Regions from separate parts of the Homo sapiens genome. Here region 2 is linked to region 1. A link is an interaction called in ENCODE POLR2A ChIA-PET data of the cell type or tissue named here. Cell type or tissue: CD4-positive, alpha-beta T cell. All regions are shown on one strand. Links, peaks and the distances in the headings refer to the core of each region. The heading gives the core; the rest is flanking DNA.

Evidence for each region. ChIA-PET counts read pairs that join two places held together with the same protein. Peaks named below come from ENCODE experiments on the same cell type or tissue, not always from the same donor. Only the 100,000 strongest peaks of a DNase experiment are listed, where the experiment ranks them.
Region 2: POLR2A ChIA-PET joins it to region 1 with 14 read pairs; 2 of 35 experiments call an interaction of 5 or more read pairs at or near these places.

Annotation. Positions count from the first base shown.
Region 1 is chr1:224,055,262-224,065,712 of GRCh38, reverse strand. LOC105373061 (a long non-coding RNA gene) reads right to left here and starts at 6,847. Exons shown (of 3, transcript XR_001737824.1): 1 at 6,763-6,847. In CD4-positive, alpha-beta T cell, for the core only: no CTCF peak of the experiment used is centred there; no DNase peak of the experiment used is centred there.
Region 2 is chr1:224,314,694-224,322,693 of GRCh38, reverse strand. It overlaps NVL (nuclear VCP like), which reads left to right. Exons shown (of 23, transcript NM_002533.4): 3 at 4,764-4,816; 4 at 4,901-5,000. Among named protein-coding and RNA genes, the nearest start is that of NVL, 11 kb to the left of the region's middle. In CD4-positive, alpha-beta T cell, for the core only: no CTCF peak of the experiment used is centred there; no DNase peak of the experiment used is centred there.

The sequences.
Region 1 (10,451 bases), core at 1,396-9,395:
TATATCAACTGCCTGCCTGTGGGGATGGTTTTGTGGTTCACTGAGGTTGCAACTTCCTTGTGCACTTTCACCTTTTACTTCCCTTCACTCTTCTGCCAGAAAGGTGACAGGTGGGGCCTTTCTGGGCAGTGAGAACATACTGTTTACTTTGGCAATCTTACAGATTTCTTACAGAAGGTGATACGATTTTCTTTAGGGTTAGACTTCTGAAGCAATTATTTGACCAGTATCATTTTGTACTTTATGAATCAAGAGCTTAAAAAATAGATTTTCTGAAAAGTCTCTTCTTTCCTTTCTATCTTAGTTTGTCTACTTTCTTTTTCTTTTTCTTTTGAGATGTGGCCCAGGCTACAGTGCAGTGGCACAATCTTGGCTCACTGCAGCCTCTGCCTCCTGGCTTCAAGCGATTCTCCTGCCTCAGCCTCTTGAGTAGCTGGGATTACAGACGCCTGCCACTGCACCTGGCTAATTTTTGTATTTTTAGTAGAGATGGGAGTCTCACCATGCTGCCCAGGCTGGTCTCGAACTCCTGACCTCAGCCTCCCAAAGTTCTGGGATTACAGGCGTGAGTCACTGTGCCCAGCCTCTTAGTTTGTCTTCTACATGGCACATTATCAGAGTTCAAAAAATCTCAGGATTGTCAAAAAAGTGATAATAATAATAATAACAGTAACAACAATAATATCAGACAGACTTCCCAGTCACTGTTCTAAGATGTGTCTAGCATGCTTTTATAAATAAAAAGCCAAGGAAGCTACCCCTGTTGTCTTGGTAAATTGCTTAGCAAATGCTGTGTGCCAGTGGGTACTTTGGAATGAAGATGCCAGCCTTTGCCATTCCTCATTCAAAGTCTATGCCAAACCTCACCTTACATCTCATGTTTTCTGAGCCTCTTTCCTAGGGTTTTGTGTGTCTGAGCTTACTAGAAAACACAGTTGGTTATGAAATCCTTCAAGATTCCCTTCCCTTAGTAAAAGTGCCAAAGTTCTATTACTGTAATAATCTTACAAAAACTAAACTAAAAAACAAACCTGCCCTAAGAAAAGATTTAAATTGCTATTGCTCACAACTAAGAAATCTTTATGAGCTGTGGATAAAGTTTTGTAACAGCCAACAAATATTAGCAGCCATAAGTCCATAAATTAACTATGAAAGTCAATGAATGTGCCTCTTGAATCAGATACCTGATACATTAGATTAGATTGTTTGAAAAAGGAAGGCCTCAAATAACACAAACCAGGAGCCCAGGAAAACATCTTTTCGTCTCCTTTTGTCTAATGTGGGCATTGATAGTCGGGTTCACCCAGGGAGGTGGGAACCCTGGATCCGCTTTCTTTTCCTTCTCTGTTTTCATCCCTCCCATTGTTTCCCTAGCGGGTGCCCAGTGGGTCCTCCGCAGGACTACTCTTCAAAAAGATTTGGCTCTTCAACCAGAGACCAGGAGCTACAAAAAAAAAAAAAAAAAAAAAAAAGAGAGAGAGAGAAAGATAAAGAAAGAAAAGATTTGGCTCAGAATTTACTGTCTTAACTTGGTTTCTTTATTCTATTCTGTCCTTGGGTTGGGCATTTCTGCTCATGTAAGCTCCCTGACTCCTACGTCTAATAAGAGTTTTTCTATTTTCTTTCTCATATCTCTGGATTTAGAAGAGATATCCTCTTTGATTCTTTAGTTGCAGCTCTTGCTCCATCTTACACATTTACCACTGTCTTCCTCATATTTGACTGGCCTCATGTGCAGTGTTACTATACAGTAAGTGCTTTGTAAATATTTGTTGAGATTTGAATGAAAATGAAGTCAGAAAGCTGGAATAGCCTGAGTTTATTACCTGTGAGCTGTGGACAGCTGTAATCTGAGAGACGGCAGGAGACACCTGAGAGGAGCAGCATGAATGCATGATAGGAGTCACAGCCTTGCCCCTCTGATTTCTTATGGTTTTTGGATTTTGTTCCCCCTTGGTAACTAGATGTTACACTTATAAATGTCACATGTATTTCTCAAATCAGAAAGTAGGAACTTAGTAGTTTTAGAAAATCACATGACCCAATTAAAAACCTTCCAAAGCTCAATCACTGACAATATTCAATTAAAATGCTTTATTGGGCTGGGCGTGGTGGCTCACGCCTGTAATCCCAGCACTTTTGGAGGCTGAGACAGGCGGATCACGAGGTCAGGAGATCAAGACCATCCTGGCTAACACGGTGAAACCCCGTCTCTACTAAAAATACAACAACAACAACAACAAATTAGCCGGGCGTGGAGGTGGGCGCCTGTAGTCCCATCTACTCAGGAGGCTGAGGCAGGAGAATGGCGTGAACCCGGGAGGCAGAGCTTGCAGTGAGTTGAGATCACGCCACTGCACTCCAGACTGGGCGACAGAGTGAGACTCTTGTCTCAAAAAAAAAAAAAAGCTTTATTGGTAATCATTTCTCTTAAACTGCAGAATAAAATGGCTTTATGAAAATGTCAGGCATAGAGACGATAATAATGCAACCTTATACTGTATTTATCTGATAATTACCCTATAGGTGATTTAAATGTTTAATAAGTGCCATTTTTGTGTTCTGTGGACTTGCAAGTGTCTCTCTAGGTGAATAATTTGGAGTGGTAAAAGGATCATTTCTCGAAGATGGAAGCAAAACCTCAAGAACACTGAGTAAAAGAAAACCTTTGCAATTCCCAGCAAATCAGAATTGCTCAGAGATCCCATTGCAGCAGTCTGTTTTCTTTGCTTCTTGGAAGAACCGTTGGAGGAGCAGCATTTAACACTGACATGCACACCCTCTTCTAAGTGGGGCGAGGTAGTGGTAGAAATAATGGAATTGAAGGCTATTTCGCCTTTAGAATTGGATTCCAAGTGGGCCGCACAGTGTTCTGTGCAAATGTGCTTTTTAATGTTCATAGGGAGAAAGACACAGACTCGTTAAAAGGAAAATGTAAAAATTTCTGGAAGGGACAAAGGATTAGTAGCCACCTGTGGCCTGATGTAAATTCCTTCCCTGGTACTCTTTTTTAAATTTTTAAATTATTTTATTTTATTTTTTGAGATGGAGTCTCACTCTGTCACCCAGGCTGGAGTGAGCACAATCTTGGCTCACCTTCGCCTCCTGGGTTCAAGTGATTCTCCTGCCTCAGCCTCCTGAGTAGCTGGGATTACAGGCACGTACTACCATACCTGGCTAATTTTTGTATTTTTAGTAGAGACAGGTTTCCCCATGTTGCCCAGGCTGGTCTTGAACTCTTGTGCTCAAGCATTTCACACACCTCAGCCTCCCAAAGTGCTGGGATTACAGGAATGAGCCACCGCATCTGGCCTTTTTAAAAAAAATTAATCTGGAAATCAGCTCCACCTTCCCTGCTACTCTTTAGCCAATTCCTTCCTTCTCTACCAACACTTAGAATCTTTTTCTATATTGGCAACACCCTTTTTCTCCTGTCTATAAACATGTTCATGTTTTCTTCCATCTAAAAAAGCTTTCTCACTTCAGTGAAATTTTTAGGGAAAAATGTAAAAAAATGTAAAAAGAAAAGAAAAAGAAAAAAGAATCTCTCTTCATATTGCATTTCTCTATTTCTTCCTTTATGTCATTGCTTGAAAGAGTAACAGTCTACACAGCGTTTGACATGTAGTGGGGTACTTTATAGTTATAGAATAGCAAAGGCATGCAAGTTGTAAAAACTGTCTTTATAAAGGTTTTGTAAAAAAAAAAAAAATCTTTCCTTGAAAAGTAGACATTGATAAGGAAGAAGAGGAGTTCTGAGCTTTGGTGGTTTTAAAACATGGCCCCCAAATTCTGTGATACTCTTCTCATTGAGAAGTGGAGTCTATGTCACCTCTCCTTGAATCTGGGTTCTGTGCTTATTTGGCTAATGAAATATAGTGGAAGTGAGCAGTGCCAGTCTCCAGGACCAGGTCTTCAGAACCTGGCAGCTTCCACTTCCTGTTTCTTGGACCCAGGCACCATGTGATGAAGAAGCCCAGGCCACACAGAGAGACCATCCTTAGATGTTCCAGCTGAGGGTCAAATACAATGGTTATTGTACAACACATATGTTTTGAGGTGGTTTGGTATGCAGTCCTAGATAACTGGTGAGCTGGTCTGTTCCTTTTCTAATCTTGCTTTCCATTAATCCTGACTGGCAGATGTAACTCCTTTAACTGGCCTGCAGGCTCCCATACACTCACATCTGTAGCCCTATCTTGCCGCTAGGCAATAGTTACAAACCCAAACGGCTTCAGGGGTGTGCAGGGCAGAGAACAAAAGAACCTTGACCAGCATAGCCTAATAGAATGTTCTCATGGAAAGTTCTTAATCTACGAATCCAATACACTGTCTGGCACACAAAGTGTGGCTAGTGTGAATGAGGGACTGAACTTTTAATTTAATTTAATTTTAGTTTTTTTTTTTTTTTTTTTTTTGAGACAGAGTCTCACTCTGTCACCCTGGCTGGAGTGCGGTGGTGCAGGCTCGGCTTATTGCAACCACCACCTCCCAGGTTCGAGAGATTCTCCTGCCTCAGCCTCCTGAGTAGCTGGGTGGGACTACAGGCATATGCCACCACGCCCGGCTAATTTTTGTATTTTTAGTAGAGACAGGGTTTCACCATCTTGGCCAGGCTGGTCTTGAGCTCCAGACCTTAGGTGATCTACCCACCTCGGCCTCCCAAAATGCTGGGATTACAGGTGTGAGCCACCATGCCCGGCCAATTTTAGTTAATTTTAACATGAAATGTAAAAGCCACATAGAGCTAGTGGCTAACTATGTAGAACAGTACAGCTCTAGACAATACCTGCTTATATGAAAGAAAACACTGGTCTAATTACATTGTTTTAGCATTTCTTAAGTCAAAGTTTTAGTGCATTCTGATTCTTAAAAATTGCATCAGTAGTACCAAAACAGCAGATTCCTGCCCCATCTTTTAGTCTCACTCGGCAGAGGCAACCACTTTCACTTCTCTTGGGCATTTCTTTTGATATTTACCTCTATATGTAAAGAATATGCTTAAACTGTTATTTTAAAATTTATCCTTTTTGGCCACTATCAATTTATTTCCTGTTACAATAGATGAAGATTTAGCAAGTATTAGAGAATAGATAGTACCCAATCTTTTTAGCATCATAAAATATGCCAGCTGGCCGTGGTGGGTCATGCCTGTAATCCCAGCACTTTGGGAGGCCGAGGTGGGTGGATCACCTGAGGTCAGGATGTCAAGACCAGCCTGGCTAACATGGTGAAACCTCATCTCTACTAAATATACAACAATTAGTCAGGCGTGATGGTGCATGCCTGTAGTCCCAGCTACTTGTGAAGCTGAGGCAGGAGAATTGCTTGAACCCGGGTGTTGGAGGTTGCAGTAAGCTGAGATCATGCCTCTGCACCCCAGCTTGGGTGACAGAGTGAGAATCTGTTTGAAAAAAAAAAAGCCAGTGTATCAGTTTCTTATCACTGCTATAACAAGTAATCACGAGCAAGCCTAATGGCTTAAAACAACACACACTTATCTTACAGTTCTGGAGATCACTAGCGGGACACACACCCAGTTGGGCTAAAATCCAAGTGTTACAGGGCTGTGTCCCTTTCTGGAAGCTTTAAGGGAGAATCTGTTTCCTTGCCTTTTTTAGCTTCTAGAGGCTGCCAGAGTTCCTTGGCTCATGTCCCCTTCCTTCCTCTGTAAAGCCCACAGTGTTGCACGTGTCCAACCATTCTTCTGTAGTCACATCTCCCTCTGACTACGAACTCGGCCAAGAAAGGTTCTCTGATGAAAAGAACAGTGTGATTGGATTGGGCCCATCCAGATAATACAGGATAATCTCCCCACCTCAAGGCCCTTAATTTATTTATTTTTTTTTTTTATTTTTTTTTTTTTTTATATTTAGTTAATTTAATTGAAATGTTTTTAAATATATTGTTTCATTGCATTGATCACTAACTTTGAAGGGATTTATTTTTATTAACTTGCAGCATAGAAAGGAGTAAAAATAAACAATACTCATATTTTCCCCAGTTAATGAAAATAAACAAGTATTAGTAAAAAGCTTCTGATCTCTAAGAGTACATAATAGAATTCTTTTTGAGAATAACTGCTGTTTTGACAAATACCATATCCTTCAAGACAAATCGAACAACCAAAAGACAATCTGCCTTTATTTCTCAAAATGACTTTGACCTCAAATTCTGAAACTGACAGGGTGACTTTGCTCAGTGAATAAATATGATACAGAACCTTTTAGAGGGAATCGAATATGCCGAATACCCAAGTGATCTCTCTGTCTCTCTTTTTTTTTTTTTTTTTTTTTTAAGGCCCTTAATTTAATCACATCTGCAAAGTCGCTTTCGCTCCATCAGGTAACGTCTTCACAGATCCCGGGGATTAGAATGTGGATGTCTTTGGAGGGTTATTATTCCACCTTCTGGATGTACCTTTCCTCTTCTCTATTTTCAGTGACATTGCCTAACCTTTAGAAACACTGTGGTGGGGTGGTATATAAGATCTTCAAGCTGTTCCCCTCAGACTTGCGCATTTACTTTTATTGGATTTGTATTTCGCTGTGCAGGGCGTAACAAAATATGCCTGCAGGTCCTGTATGGAGGCTGGTCTCCAGTCCGTGACAATTGCATCAGAAGTGCTGTAAAGAATCCTGCCTCAGTGAATCCAGACTGATGGTCCAATGAGTCTTGTTTCTCGGAGCTCCTTGAGGGCAGGGACTATTCTCCATTATAGTCCAGCGCCTGCCACGTACTAAGTGCTCAGAAAATACTTACCCCATGACTGAAGGATCTCTTCCTGACACTGGAGAACCAAGATTAAAGCCACCTCCCTGGGCTGAGGGTCCTTAACATGTGTGGCCTGGAGCTTTGATCTGTAGGACCAATCCTGACCTCATAGAGAGGCATTTGACCATGTAAATCAACATTCTAGGACTGCCTCCAATTCACTCTTGCTTCTAGACTGGAGGAGCCTGTGAGCTGGTTCTGATGCCTGGTTCGATGTGATCGCTAATGTGCTTAGGTCTGTCTAGTACCCTCTCTATTCAAATCTCAAAGTTTACTTTCTTCCCACCAGTACCGTCTACTCCAAAAAGCCAGTCTATCCAAGAGCCATGGCCTGGAGATTGGTGGCCTGCATACAGCTAACTGTTACACAATGCTAACTCCCTGATTTCTGAGTATTATAGGTAGGGCTTCACCTGTCTCGCAGGACACCCCGAGACATCATGTTAGTCACTGGGTACTCACTGTGACTTTGTATATCATCTGAGTCATTGTTCTGCCTTCCTGTGAGGCAGGAAAATAGGGTCTGGAGGCAGGGAACATAAGGCTGATTCACACTTCGGCTATAACAGAAAACATCCTCTCCATAGAGCGTATGCTGTAAATGACTGTAACTTTACTTCATCCTCTCCATTTACATAGGGTGTACCCAAAGTTACCAATGGAATTTTGTAGGGAGTATTTAAACTCCCAAAAATTCTGTAACAGGGCCTTTTGAACCCTATGCTCAGGCCCACTCCCACACTGTGGAGTGTACATTCATTTTCAATAAATCCCTTCATTCCTTCCTTGCTTTGTGCGTTTTGTCCAATTCTTTGCTCAGGACGTTAAGAACCTGGACACACTCCACCTTTAACCCCTGGAGAATGTTCTCTTCAGTGCAGGTGCTGTCCTGCTACCTACTACCAGTCATTACCCAAGCACCTGCCACACCCCTGCTACCACATGAAGTTCAGATCTACCCATCTTGCTGCTGTGCTAGCACTCAAAGTGATATAGCATGGCCATAGCGTGACTCAGTGAATGGAAATGAAGATTACCAGATGGGACGGCAGTAAGTTAATGTGCCTCCATCCCCCGTTTCCCTCACTACCTTGTCTGGTTCTGTGGGCCTCCTCCCTATTCCTCCTTTTCCCGTGCAGCTCCTCTGCAGGAGGGCCAATGCTCACTTCATATCAAGGCTCTCCCTTTCACTTTGCTCCACACCAACTCAAAGTTCAACTGAAATCCAATATGGGTTCTTTATTTCCCTCACACCCACCATACACAATGCCCACAGCCGGTTACATCTTCTGCTGCCTCTGGTCTGAGTGTTTCTTTCCAGGACAGTTCTCTGGTAGTGACCTCTGTACTCAGCTATTCTGTCCCCTGCTCTGCCTGCATTGGGGCAACAGAGGAACTATTTTATATTCTGCTTCTTTGGGCAGCAAAAGTAAATTACACAAGGTGTGGGTGGAGGGGGGTCCAAGTTGATGGTGGCACATGATTAGTGGTTTCTACATCATTGCAGAACAAACAGAGCTGTCTTTCAAGGAATGATGAGCCTGCCATAAGGCGGATTTCACGTGTTTCCAACAGTTCTATTATTTTCGGATCATTACAAATTTTTCCCTCTCTGGAAAGTTAAAAGGATCTGCTCTTTCCTCCCTCCCATCCCTACACACTCCCTACATTTTGTTTACAGGTTTCTGCATCCAGAATGGGTTTTGAATGTCGTTACTCAGAGTGTCACAGGCATCCATGTTTCTGCCTGACATAGAAATCTGTTTTCAACTTGGACCCCCCTCCACCCACACCTTGTGTAATTTACTTTTGCTGCCCAAAGAAGCAGAATATAAAATAGTTCCTCTGTTGCCCCAATGAAGGCAGAGCAGGGGACAGAATAGCTGAGTACAGAGGTCACTACCAGAGAACTCTCCTAGAAAGAAACACTCAGACCACAGGCGGCAGAAGATGTAACCGGCTGTGGGCATTTTGTATGGTGGGTGTGAGGGAAATAAAGAACCCATATTGGATTTCAGTTGGTGTGGAGCAAAGTGAAAGGGAGAGCCTTGATGTGAAATGAGCATTGAACCTCCTGCAGAGGAGCTGCACGGAAAAAGGAGGAATAGGGAGGAGGCCCACAGAACCAGACAAGGTAGCGAGGGAAACGGGGGATGGAGGCACATTAACATCACAATTCATCATGGCCGAATTTGTGTCTTTCTCACTCCATGGTATGGGTTCCATCATCATCTTGGTTGTCTTTACAATCCCTGAGACTCATATACAGATGGTGGAAGGGGGAAGAAGGGGCCAGGGGAGCAGGGAAAGAGGCCCTACTTCTATTCTATTCTATTCTATCCTTTTTTTTTTTTTTTTTTTTTTTGAGATGGAGTTTCACTCTGTTGCCCAAGCTGGAGTACAGTGGTGCTATCTTGGCTCACTGCAAACTGTGCCTCCCAGGTTCAAGCCATTCTCCTGCCTCAGCCTCCTGTGTAGCTGGGATTATAGGCACCCACCAACACGCCTGGCTAATTTTTGTATTTTTAGTAGAGACGGGGTTTTGCCATGTTTTCCAAGCTGGGCTTGAACTCCTGACTTCAGGTGATCCACCCGCCTTGGCCTCCCAAAGTGCTAGAATTACAGGCATAAGCCACCGCGCCTGACCCCTACTTCTATTCTTAAAGGCTTTGTAGCCATCTCTGGCATGTGACGATTAGGTAGATATCCAGACTCAGGGCAGTATTCAATCCTAGTGCCAAGAGAAGGAATGCCAGATCAACGTTCCTCCCAACAAAATGCTGCCCCAGCAAGGGCTCTTTCTGCCTAGATGTCGTGTAGTAGCATGGTTAAGAGCATCGACGCTGGTGCCAGATTCACCTGATTTCAATTCCTGGCTCATCCACCAAGTCATTTTGTGAGGTCATGAAATGTATTGCCCTCTCTGTGCCTCAGTTTCTTCATTTGTAAAAATGGGTAAATAATAGTACATAGCTTAGAGTATTCTTGTGAGAATTAAATGCCTTAATGCTATTAAAAGGTTAGCATGGCTGGGTGTGGTAGTGCAGACCTGTAATCCCAGCACTTTGGGAGGCCAAAGTGGGAGGATCACTTGAGCACAAGAGTTCAAGACCAGCCTGGGCAACATGGGGAAACCTGTCTCTACAAAAAATAAATAAACTAGCGCCAGGCATGGTGGCGCATACCTGTGGTGCATAGCTGAGTGGTCCCAGCTACTCAGGAGGCAGAGGTGGGAGGATTGCTTAGCCCAGGAGGATGAGGCTCCAGTGAGCCATTCATGCCACTGCACTCCAGCCTGGGCGATAGAGTAAGACACTGTCTCAAAAATAAATTTTAAAAAATAAAATAAAAATTAAGAAGGTACAGTGTTTCATATATAAGCATTTAATACTTATCCACTACTATTTTGTAGTGGATATACTATGCTCTTGTTGCCCAGTCTGGAGTGCAATGGTGTGACCTCAGCTCACTGCAAACTCTGCCTCCCGGGTTCAAGCGATTCTCATGCCTCAGCCTCCCAAGTAGCTGGGATTACAGGCATGCGCCACCACACAGGGCTAATTTTGTATTTTTAGTAGAGGCGGGGTTTCACCATGTTGTCCAGGCTGGTCTCAAACTCCTGACCTCAGGTGATCCACTGGCCTCGGCCTCCCAAAGTGCTGGGATTACAAGCGTGA
Region 2 (8,000 bases), core at 1-8,000, 260 kb before region 1:
GCATGAGCCACCACGCCCTGCGGTGTCCATATTTCTAACAGCAGTCACTTCAGAGCCATCTAGGTTTCTTCTAACATGCACCTCAAAACTCTCTGGCCTCTACTACCTAGTTCTGAAACCATTTCTACATTTTAAGGTATTTGTCACAGTAGCACTATACTTATCAATACCAAAATCTGTATTAGGAAGGAAGAAAAGAAGAGAAACTAAGACAGAAAGCTTTTTAAAACAATAGTATACCTCACTTTGGCTACCACTCAGTAGTATTTTTCCTTCCCCTGATCAGAATTTATTTAATGAGTGGTCTAAGGCCAGGGCACAGTGGCTCACACCTGTAATTTCAGCACTTAGAGAGGCTGACACAGGAGGATTGCTTGAGGCTAGGAGTTTGAGACCAGACTGGGCAACATAGCAAGATTCTGTCTCTACCAAAAAAAAAAAAAAAAAAAATTAGCGTGGCATGCACCTGTAGTCTGTCTTAGCTACTCAGGAAGTTGAAGCAGGAGGATCACTTGAGGCCAGGAATTCAAGGCTGCAGTGAGCTACGATTGCACCGCTGCACTGAAGCGTGGGTGACAGAGCAAGACCCTGTCTCTTAAAAAATAAAAATAAAGACTAAACTAAGATTGTTTCTATCCCCGCCACTCACTCCATTGAAATCTGTGAGTTGTGTTTTGTTGGTAACCTTTTTTCTTAGTTGGTGGTATGACTGTTACTCAGCCAGTCACCCAGGTTAATCTGTATGTTGTCCACTTCCTTCTACCTAGCCTTGAATCCCCCTGCCATGTCTATAATAAGTCACCAAGAAGCCTTGCTGTGGTCTCTTAAATATTTCATGATGCCTGTTCTCTCCTTTCCCTACCATTACTATACTAGCCTAATCCAGAGCCTCATTATTTCTTGTCTAGACTACTGTTTCAGTTTTTTTTTTTTTTTTTGAGGTGGAATCTTACTCTGTTGCTCAGGGTGGAGTGCAGCGGGGCAATCTCGGCTCACTGCAACCTCCGCCTCCTGGGTTCAAGTGACTCTCCTGCCTCAGCCTCCCAAGTAGCCAGGACTACAGGTGTACACCACCACACCCTAAAAATTTATTTAAAATTTATTTAAAAATTATTACTAAAAATAATTTTTGTATTTTTAGTAGAGATGTGGTTTCGCCATGTTGGCCAGTCTGGTCTTGAACTCTTGACCTCAAGTGATCCTCCTGCCTTGGCATCCCAAAGTGTTAGGATTATAGGCATGAGCCACTACACCTGGCCTGTTTCAGCTTTTAAACATTCTGCCTACATCCATCTGCCATCTTCTCTTATCCAGGTGTTGGCAAACTATGGCCCTCAAACCAGTTCCTGCCTACCACCTTGTTTTGTATGGCTCATGAGTGAAGAATCGCTTTTACGTCTTTCTTTCTCTCTTTGTTTAATTTTTAATTAATTATTTATTTATTTTTTGGAGACACAGTCTCGCTCTATCATCCAGGTTGGAGTGCAGTGGCTCAATCTCGGCTCACTGCAGCTTCAGCCCCCTGGGCTCATCCTTCTGCCTCAGCCCCCAGATGGCTGGAACTAAGGCACATGCCACCATGCCCCGCTGATTCTTTGTATTTTTTGTAGAGATGGGGTTTTGCCATGTTGCCCAGCTGGCCTTGAACTCCTGAGCTCAAGTGATCCTCTCGCCTCAGCCTCCTAAAGTGCTAGGATTCCAGGCATGAGCCACCGTGCCAGGCCCCAAGTTGCCTTTTTAAATGGTCATGATTTAGTACAATATTTGCCTCATCTAAAACTTTGTGTTTTGAAGTAATTTCACATTTAAGAAAAACTGACCCAGACGAGCTTAGACAACATAGTGAGACCCCCATCTCTGCAAAAAAAATCAAAAAATTAACTAGGTGTGCTGGCACGTGTCTGTCATCGTACCTACTCGGATGCTGGGGTGGGAGGATTGCATGAGACCAGGAGGTTGAGGTTGTGGCAAGCTCTGATTGCACAACTACACTTCAGCCTGACTGAGTGAGACCCTGTCTCAAAAACATAAAGTTTTTTTTTTTTTTGAGATGGAGTCTCACTCAGTCACCCAGGCTGGAGTGTGGTGGTGTGATGTCTGCCCACTGCAACCTCCACCTCCTGGGCTCAAGTGATACTCCTGCCTCAGCCTCCCAAGTAGCTGGGATTACAGGCACCCACCACCATGCCTGGCTGATTTTTGTATTTTTAGTAGAGATGGGGTTTTACCATGTTGGCCAGGCTAGTTTCGAACTCCTGACCGCAAATGATCCGCCCATCTTGGCCTCCCAAAGTACTGGGATTACAAGTGTGAGCCACTGCGCTGGCACAGATTTTTATAAAGAGGAAAATGGAAAAAATAGTACAAAGAACACCCATATACTCTACCTAGAATGTCCCTTTATCCATGCATACTATCTATTCCCTAAGGACAAAGGCTTTTATTATATAACCACAGTTTATTTATTAAAACCAGAAAATGTAATCTTGATTCAGTAATATTATCGAATCCACCATTCATATTCAGAGTTTGCCTGTCTCAATAATGTTCTTTATAGCTATTATTTTATCGGAATTTTTTTTCCAGAACTGAAATCCAGCCCCTAAATTATGCTTGTTTTGCTTTTTAGTTTCCTTTAATCTGCAACAGTTCCTCAACCTTTTTTTGTTTTTCATGATCTTTACATTTTTGAAGATTACAGGTAGTTACTATATAGAATATCCCTCAATTTGGATTTTTCTGCTGTTTTCACATGGTTGGAATCAGGTTATATGTTTTTGGAAGGAAAACCAAAGAAGCAATTTGACTTCAAAAGGCACAGAATATCTGTGTGGGGTGTTATTCGGTAATGTTAGTTTTGATCGATCCACTGTAAATTAATTTGAAATTAATAAATAATTTATAAGAATATATTTTCAGATTATACAAATATCCTGTACTCATCAAACTTTCACCTATATTTTTAGCAGATGGTCTTGCTAAAAATGTTTAACTTGAATTTAATAATGAGGAGACATAAATTCAGATTGTGGGACATTTTATAAATTAGCTGGCCTGGATCCTTCAAAAATGTCAGTGTTACATGCACAAAGGTGAAGAGATTATTACAAGTTAAAAGAGTCCAAAGAGACACAACAACCAAGTAAATGCATGAACCTTGACTAGACTCTGGGTCAAAGAAAAACAACTATATCCTGTCTCTACTAAAAATACAAAAAAATAGCCGGGTGTGGTGGCAGGCGCCTGTAGTCCCAGCTACTCAGGAGGCTGAGGCAGGAGAATGGCGTGAACCCCGGAAGCGGAGTCTGCAGTGAGCCGAGATTGCACCACTGCACTCCAGCCTGGGCCACAGAGCGAGACTCCGTTTCAAAAAAACAAAAAGAAAGAAAGAAAAACAACTATAAAGACCATTTTTTGGGAATAATTTGAGAAATTTTAATATGGACTGTATATTAGATAATTTATCAATATTAAATTTCTTATTTGTGCTAATTGTATTGTAGCTATGCAGATATCCTTTTTTTTTTTTTTTTTTTTTTTGAGACGGAGTCTTGCTCTGTCCCCAGGCTGGAGTGCAGTGGTGTGATCTCGGCTCACTGCAACCTCCGCCTCCTGGGTTCATGGGATTCTCCTGCCTCAGCCTCCCAAGTAACTGGGACCACAAGTGTGCACCACCACACCCAGCTGATTTTTTTTTTTTTTTTTGAGACGGAGTCCCGCTTTGTCGCCCAGGCTGGAGTGCAGTGGCACGATCTTGGCTCACTGCAAGCTCTGCCTCCTGGGTTCACGCCATTCTGTTGCCTCAGGCTCCCCAGTAGCTGGGACTACAGGCGCCCACCACCACGCCTGGCTAATTTTTTTTTTTTTTATTTTTAGAAGAGACGAGGTTTCACCGTGTTAGCCAGGCTGGTCTCAATCTCCTGACCTCATGATCCTCCCACCTCAGCCTCCCAAAGTTCTGGAATTACAGGAGTGAGCCACCGCACCTGGCTGCAGATATTCTTTTTTAAAGAGATACATGCTGAGAATTTTTGAGACGAAGGGTCTGTAACTTAGTTTCTTCTTCTTAGTTTTTTAATTTATTATTTTTTTTGAGATGAGATCTTGCTCTGTTGGCCAAGCTGAGTGCATTGGCGCAATCACGGCTCACTGCAGCCTTCACCTCCCAGACTCAAGCTGTTCTCCCACCTCAGCCTCCCAAGTAGCTGGGACTACAGCCACGTACTACCATACCTGGCTAATTTTTAATATTTTGTAGGGATAGGGTTTCCCTATGTTGGCAGGGATGGTCTCAAACTCCTAGGCTCAAGTGATTCTCCCACCTCAGCCTCCCAAAGTGCTGGGATTACAGGCATGAGCCACTGTGCCTGGCCTAGAACTTATTTTCAAATGGTTTTGCTCTACCCCTCCAAAAGAAATCTCTATATGTAGACAGAAGTAAAGTAAATGTGGCAGTTTGAGAATACTATAGGTAAAGAATATACGAGTGTTGATTACATTATTTCTTTCATATTTTTAGTAACTTTGAAATTTTAAAATAAAAATATTTGAAGCAAAAAAGGTTAGTTTAAAAAAGGGGGAAAATGGAGAAAGGTCACAATAGTAAATATATAAACTTAGAAGTTTGAAAATAGGGTTATGGCAAGTGTCTATACTGTAACAATGAAATATTCATGAAAATTTATTTGATCCATTTAGATTGAACTTAATGGAAAAATATTGGTGGAGACTACTATGGTAAACTTCTTGTTTTCTTTTTTCAGTATAGACTATGGTCGAAGAAAAAGAAATGCTTTTAGGATTCAGGTAGAAAAAGGTGAGTCTTATTGTTAGAGCTAAATTATCAATAAAGTTATACAAACGATTGTTTTAGCTCATAGCGTTTTTCTTTTTGTTTCAGTATTTAGCATAATTAGTAGTGAGAAGGAACTTAAGAATTTAACAGAATTAGAAGATGAACATTTGGCAAAAAGGGCAAGACAAGGTGAAGAGGATAATGAGTAAGTATACCAAATGCAGGGTTTTTTTAAACCATGAACTTTATCATGTTACATTCCTGCTTGTAAAACTTTCAGTGGCTCTTCATTGCCAACAAAGCCCTGCGTGATATTTACCTAACCTCTTCAGCCATATTGAATGTTCTTTATTCCCCAAAGAGATCAAATTCTCTTTGGCTGTGCCTTTGTATGGGTGGTTTTATTGAGTTAGAGTGTCATTTCCCTTTCACAAACTCCCACACAGCCCTCAAGAATCAGTTGAAATGTTACTGCCTTTATTAGGCCTAAGACCCCTTTTTAAATGTTTCCTTAGCTTCTAGTTACAGATATTTGTTATAATCCTTATCATATCATACGGCATTGAAATTATTTGCTTACTTGTTTGCATTACCAACAGTACTGTCTCATTACCTTCTTTTTCTGCCCTAATACAATATCAGATATATAAAAAGGTGCTGATTAATTTTGTTTAAGAAATAGTATTGAGAGTTTAAAAAATAGCTTTATTGAGGTATAATTGACATCAGTAAGCTCTACTTTTTTTTTTTTTTTTCTTTTGAGATTAAGTCTCACTCTGTCACCCAGGCTGGAGTGCAGTGGCACCATCTCGGCTCACTGCAACCTCTGCCCCCCGGGTTCAAGCGATTCTCTTGCCTCAGCCTCCCAAGTAGCTGGGATTACAGTCATGTGCCACCACACCCGGCTAATTTTTTATATTTTTGGTAGAGACGGGGTTTCACCATGTTGGCCAGGCTGGTCTCGAACTCCTGACTTCTAGTGATCCGCACATCTTGGCCTCCCAAAGTGCTGGGATTACAGGCGTGAGCCATTGCGCCTGGCCAACCTCTTCATTTTTAAAGTGTACAATTTGTTAAGTTTTGACATATAGATATACTCACTGAACTATCACCATAAGCAAGATACTGAACCTTTCCATAAATATCAAAAGTCTTCTTGTTCCGCTTTGCAATTCATTTCTCCCTCCACCCCTGCTTCTAGGCAAACTTTTTTCTTTTTCTTTTTTTTTTTTTTTTGAGACAGGGTTTTACTCTGTCACCCAGGCTGGAGTGCGATCACAGCTCATTGCAGCCTTGACTTCCCAGGTTACTTGATTCTTCTCCTTCAGCCTCCCAAGTAGCTGCAGGCACATGCTACCACACCTAGCTAATTTTTCGTAGAAATGGGGTTTTGCCATGTTGCCCAGGTTGGTCTCAAACTCCTGGGCTCAAGCAGTCTGCCCGCCTCATCCTCCCAAAGTGTTGGGATTATAGGTGCGAGCCACAGCACCCAGCTTTAGGCAACCATTGATTTGCTTTCTGTCACTGTATGTTACATTGCATTTTGTAGAATTTTATTTGGAATCATACTTTTAAAGTCTGGATTCTTTCATTCTTTCACTTAGCATGATTTTGAGATTTATCAATGTTGTGTGTATCAATAGTTCATTGCTTTTTATTGATAAGTATGTATGGACATGCTGCAATTATTTTATCTATTTATCTGTTTTTTTGTTTGTTTTTTTTGAGACAGAGTCTCACTTTGTTGCTCAGGCTGGAATGTAGTGGAGAGGCATATCATAACTCACTGCAGCCTCTACCTCCTGGGCTCAGGCGATTCTCCCATACGGGTGCATGCTACCATGCCCAGTTAATTTTCTAATTTTTTGTAGAAATGGGGGTCTCACTATGTTGTCAGGCTGGTCTTGTACCCCTGGGCTCAAGCAATCCTCTTGCCTCGGACTCCCAGAATGCTGGGATTACAGGTGTGAACCACCTTGCCTGACCTATCTGTTTATCTCTTGTTGGGCAGTTGGTTTGTTTCCAGTTTCTGGCTATTACAAATTAAGCTGCTATGAACATTTATGCTCATAAAATTCTACAAAATGCAATGTAACATATAGTGACAGAAAGCAAATCAATGGTTGCCTAAAGCCAGGTCTTTGTGTGGACAGTATTTTCATTTCCCTTGTTAAATATCTAAGATTAGAATAGCTGGGTCGTGTGATAGATGCATATTTAAGAAATTGCCAAACTATTTTCCAATGTCTTTATACCATTTTACTTTTACATTAGCAGTTTATGAGAATTCTACTCTTTCCACAAATTGCTGATATTTGTTATGGTCAGTGTTTAATTTTCAGTAGTGTTTCACTGTAAATATGACATTAGCTTTAGGTTTTTTTGTAGATGTCCTTTGTCAGATTGAGGAAGTTTCCTAATATTCCTAGATTGCTGAGAATTTTTGTCATGAATAGGTATTGCATTTGTCAAATGCTTTTCTGCATCTGTTGAAATTTCTCATTATGGCCTTTCCCCTTTAGTCTATTAATTTGATGAATTACATTGGTTCCCAGTATTAAGCCAATCTTGCCTCCTGGGGATAAACTCTACTTGGTCCTGATATGTTATCTTTTTAATGTATTGTTGGCAGCTTGGGCAACACAGCAAGACTCTGTCTCTACAGAAAATTTAAAAATTAGCCAGGCATAGTGGTGCATGGTTCTATCCCAGCTTCTTTGGAAGTTGAGGTAGGAGGATTGCTTGAGCCCCAGAGTTGAAGGTTACAATGAGCTATAATTATGCCACTGCACTCCAGCCTGGGTGAGAGAGTGAGGCCTTGTCTCTAAAAAAAAAAAAAAAGAAACAGAGTTATTTGTAAAGAGTATTTGTTTGACGTTGTTTTTTTGAGATGGAGTCTCACTCTTGTCGCCCAGGCTGGAGTGCAATAGCGTGATCTCAGCTCGCTGCAACCACCGCCTCCCGGGTTTAAGCCATTCTCCTGCCTCAGCCTCCTGAGTAGCTGGGATTACAGGCACATGCCACCATGCCCGGCTAATTTTTGAAAAAAAGGGTATTAATTGGATTCGATTTACTAATCTTTTTCTACAGATGTTTGCATCTGTATGTCATATTGGTCTGAATTTTCTTTTGTTCATTTTTGGAATGTCTGTCATATTTTGGTGTTAGGGTTACACCGGCCTCATGATATTAGTGGGAAAGTGTT